Regions from separate parts of the Homo sapiens genome. Here region 1 is linked to region 2. Evidence: read pairs that join two places in POLR2A ChIA-PET (ENCODE). Cell type or tissue: Panc1. All regions are shown on one strand. Region 1 overlaps RNF150 (ring finger protein 150). Region 2 has its middle 33 kb from the start of MAML3.

Region 1 (2,500 bases), 720 kb before region 2:
TCTACCTACTTTTAGGTAACTGATAGTTCTAAGAGCACCTTTAAGTTCTAAGGGTCCCTCTAAGTTGCAAACACATACCCCAAAAAATTTTTTTTCTGCTGGGCACTTTCCCTTGTAATTCAAAAAACTTGGGACAGATGGGTCGCTCTTGCTTACTCATGAGCATCCTGTGTGCCCAGGAGTCCATTTTCAGCCTCTGTCTCCTAATTTCTCCTCACCTCTCCAGGAACCCCTTTTGGGTAGGACCCACATTAACCCCATTCACCTCTAGGACACTCATACATCACCTGTCCTGACAGTCCTCTTCCAGGACAGTAGCAGTCTCCAGCCTTTGACCCCACGAAGGTCTTGGGCCTCCTCTCAAGGTTGCAGGCAGGAAGGAGACTGAGTCCACAAAAGTTTGAGACATTTTTGCTGAGTCCAACCTACAGGAAACATATTTCAAAATCTTGTTGGGGATTCCCCTGCAGCAACCCCCTCACAGGCCTGGGATTGGGAGGTGCCTTTCTCCACCCCTTTCACTAGAGGAGCAGGATTCAGCATGACATCGCTCTGTTCATTGACAATTTCTTTACCAATTACCCCATCTTCTTCCCCTTCTTTTCCATTTTTATTGCCTCAAGATGGGTGATGGGGTCAAGAATTACCGAACAAGTTCCCCTTTATACATTTCATTGCACATCTGGCAATGGGGCAGAGAGCAGAGTGATGGGTAGGGGAGGGAGAGTCTGTCTCTTGCTTCTTTGTTATTCATGCCTCTTCAGTAGAAACTGAGGCAGAAAGAGTCCCATGAAAGTGCAAGAGAATTAGTTCCTAAATGTCTTGATGGTCTTCAACTAAGGAGCACATACTTGGCTGCTATCTCTACTAAACTACAGGCTCTTAAATGGGTTAGCCTTTTTGGAAAAAAAAATATATATGTATATATATGCATATATGTATGTGAATACTTTTCAAAATGCACTTACAAGACAAAATTGTTAAAGCACAGCTGAAGCTGCAGCACAGAGAAAAGTGGTTTTCATGCCAGCTCTGACGCCTACCACTGCAAACCACCCAGGAGCTTTCCAGGGACACATACTCCAACTCATTATAGGAAAAACTTCCAAAGAGTTCATTCAGAGGTTCGTGTTTAGTCTCTGCAAGGATTTGCTTTCTCTAATTTGGGGAGCTTAATATAAACTTTTCTATGGGATTCATTGCTCCTAAAGATGCATTCTCTTAAAATTAAATGACATTTATTCTTATATTTTTTAAGTTGGAGGTTTATTGAGGGAGCAATTGATGAAGCATTTAGAACATCTCTATTTAAAACTTGTAAATGCCTGTAGACCTGCTCTGACCACACCCCGAACAGGAAAACAAGAGAAAGAATGTGCGTTCAGGACTTTTTCAGGGAATCTCTGTAAATCAAGACAGTTGAGAGAAAAAGGGAGGGTTGGCATAAACTTCAGATTTCTGTTTCACATGTGCAGCTACACTTTGCTACATTTGCAAAACAGCAATGTCCAGGTTTTATGTGACTACAAAATATACTGATGCACTCAGAAATAAATACATTTAGATCAACCATTCCAGTATTGATGAGGGAGTTGCAAGAGTGAGTAGCCATGTCTGCTTTTTTGATTTGCATTAAAGCCTGAAATGGCGAAGTCTCTGTTCTTGACTATGGATAAATATGCCAGCTGGAACCAACCAGGAGAATGATCTCCCTTGGTGCCTATAAGATTCACATTAGCCCTGGAAAGATGATTGCTTTGATTTGTGAGGACATTCCATTGTGGCAGGCAAGAGAATTAGCCAGCCATTTAAGATTTTAGGCCCCACTGTCATCTTCCCTTCAGGAAATAGTTAAGCCACAGTGACTACTTCTGTATAAAACAAAGCATTTGAAGATTGTAACACTATTCCAGACAATCATTTCCGTGACTCTTAACGTGCCAGGTCCCTAGAGCAACATCACCCCCTTGCTTCTGAGCCCTCTAGCTCACCATCTCCATGGCAGCTTCACCAGAGGCACAGCTGTTCCAAAAAGCAAAGATCTCTGCAATAAGCACATGCCATCATCGTCAAGCTTCGCAGATGGCAACTACCCAATCCACGATCCACAGGGTTTTCCGCAATAACATTTCTCCTCCATTGAAAACACTTGCCAATCCAAGAAAGCCCACTCAAAGCGAGACTGCCAGGGCTTTCCTGTCTTATGTGCCTGGTACCTCTGACAGGGAGAGTTGAGGATCTGCAGATTCACAAACAGCCTGTGAGAGAATCAATCAATTTAGACCACAGATATATTGCTACTTGGAGCACTCAGCCTGAGTATGACACAACCACTCACCCAGAAGAAGCTTGTCTTCCTGAACTGAAGTAACTCAGCCAACAGATTAAATCCATTCATTCATTGCTGGGAGATTGTCTCATATGCCCTGAGTTACTCATTGATAGCACCATCTCCAATTGATTAATTCTTCACAATGATATCTTGCTTTTGACATGGCTC
Region 2 (2,500 bases):
CTTAACCACTGCATACCCTGTATCTCTGGAAGCTATGAATAAGGGAGCCAGAATCTACCCTTGGCAGAGCCAGACAGGAATGTGAGGATAAAGGGTTTCCCTCTAAATAACCCTGCGGGCAAGGCTATCTCTTTGCTGGAGAAGAGTTCCTCAATGGATGCTATAGCATCTATTTTTCTGAATCTCCACTTATAAACTCACTTTAATATTGTAATTTGGTCCCTCATGAAGCTTAACCTGCAGAGAGAGAATGCCAATCAACACATGGGCATTCTGGTTTTCTTCTCAGACTCTGTGGGTTTTGGTTAACATGAGTCTAACAGTTCCTCTGAATTCACTCTCCAGCTGCTGACAGATCAAATTCAGGGCTGAGAACCAAAGGCCTGAATGTAGCAAGTACCACCCTGGGGAGATCCAGGTGCTGATCTCTCCTGGAAACTGCAGACATCTTGGCACCATGAACCTTTTCCTTTGAAACTTCAATGGGCTTATCTCCCTTATTAGAGTAGTGGCTTCTTGATGGAAACTACAGTATTTTCTATGCCTTGGTTTTCCCCCCTGTGCCTGTCATTGCCCTGCCCAGGTCCCTAGGACATGCCAACATGCTTCAGCTGACTGCCTACTGCCAGAATCTGCATCTCTGTACTGAGGGCTTTCCTGCCCCAGAACAGCAGAGAGGGAAGCCATGCAGCAGGCTGAAATTGCCTGCAAATTAATCTACTCCCCTCCCAGTAGCCCTCAACCAATGATTCTTGGGAATAGGTGTATAAATACCCCAGCACTCTCCTCCCTCGGGGGGAATAATTCTGAGGCTCTGTGTTACACTGTTCCCCTGCAGGATTAAGTTCCAGCACCCACACTGGTATCTGCTTAGTAATATATGTTTACTGGCAGCTTCCCAATCTCTGCTTCACTTCCCCACTCCCCTGCAGCATCCCTTGTGTCCTGGAATCCTTGTCTCTGGGTCTGCTGTGCTTGAAACCCAAAATAAGATAGGGAAGAAGGCAAGTAGTGGTTTCAGAATGCCTGTTGTGCCTGGCATTGCTACAGGTATAATCTTCTTGAGTCCTCACCACAGCCTTGGTATAAAAAAAGCTATTTCATAGAGGTGAAACCTGAAGCACAGAAGGATGCGTAACTTCCTCGTGGTCACCTGGCAGCTCAGTGGTCAAGCTGGATGCTGAATACTCATCCATTCTCTTTGGCCTGATGGCCATCCTGCTTCCATCCTATCCCCGTGGCCTAGGCCAGGGTTTCATACTCTATAATAGAGACGCAAAAATATGTGTAAAATAAATCTGTGGATATTTCTGGAATAAACTCTGATGACTTGCCATCCTATTACCTATTCTGTGGCTACAGCTGCAAAGATAAAACATGTATCAACATAAGCAAGTGTTTTCAAAACACCTTTTCCTCCTCTGTTCTGTCTCTCTTCATAGAGATTGAGACTGTGCCAAAGTTAAGGCAGGGAGCGGGCATGACTCATTAACAGCCTGCTCGGCAGGCTGGACTGTGAAACTCTCCATATACCCACTGATGACACAGACACAGAGGCGAGGAAAGGAGGAGACCAGGTGAGGCATGAAGGCGGATGCCCACACCGATGTGCCTGGCTTGACTCCTGCAAAAATGCTGTGCTTTTGTGTAGACATTGCCTGAACTCCACTGAGAAAGACAGCTCAGTGAAGGGTTAGTGTCTTCTCATATCTGGCAAGAAAGCAACCAGATTTTTTTTTTTAACCTCAGAGGAAAGCTACAGTTTTTAGTCTTTTTTTTTTTTTCCTCAAAGATCTCTCTAGGGTTAGTCAGCCAGTCATTATTGAGCATACATAGAATATAAACTTAGCAACAGGTTCTTATCCTCAAAAACTTTAGGGTCTAATCACAGAACTTAGCAATCGAATCCTCCAGTTGGACTGAAGGGTCCTGCTCTCCCTGTTGTCCTGCCTCACCTGCAACTCAGACCCAAGGGTGACTGCCTTAAGTTGTCCCAGGAGACAGCACTGCCCATTCTGCTGTCTTTTCGGTGATACTCTAGTAAGCGTCTAGCTTCTAGGCAGTCCTCAACCCCGGAGGCAAGGGAAGTGGTGTTGGCTAGGGATTCTCCATCCAGATCACCTGTGAAGACCTTCCCTCTTGATAGGACGAGATGGATTGTCTGTAAGGGAGTAATTGTCCTATATCGCTACTATTGATTAAACGCTGAGAAACATGCTTAGGTTGCATTTGCTGTCAGCCGAACTAGTGATGGTTCCGTGTCTTCCTATAAATTCTTTTCCAGCTGGGCTTTTTTGTGGTTTAGTATTAAAATAGACACTTCCTAATTAGACAGATCTCTGTCGTGAGGATCAATCTGAGAATTTCTGTGGTGTTTTCATATTAGATATCTCTTCACAAATCAGCCCTGTGCTCTCCAGCTTTTCTAAATCATAACTCACTGAATAGCTTCTTAAGCAGGCAACAGCCACATAACTAGTAATTAGAGTCCTGTCAGCTG

What was found. Peaks named below come from ENCODE experiments on the same cell type or tissue, not always from the same donor. Only the 100,000 strongest peaks of a DNase experiment are listed, where the experiment ranks them.
Region 1: POLR2A ChIA-PET joins it to region 2 with 7 read pairs; 3 of 35 experiments call an interaction of 5 or more read pairs at or near these places.

Annotation. Positions count from the first base shown.
Region 1 is chr4:140,903,646-140,906,145 of GRCh38, reverse strand. The region is part of intron 6 of RNF150 (ring finger protein 150); the gene reads left to right. Among named protein-coding and RNA genes, the nearest start is that of TBC1D9, 150 kb to the right of the region's middle. In Panc1, no CTCF peak of the experiment used is centred here; no DNase peak of the experiment used is centred here.
Region 2 is chr4:140,185,883-140,188,382 of GRCh38, reverse strand. No RefSeq gene overlaps it. Among named protein-coding and RNA genes, the nearest start is that of MAML3, 33 kb to the right of the region's middle. In Panc1, no CTCF peak of the experiment used is centred here; a DNase peak (open chromatin) is centred at 1,502.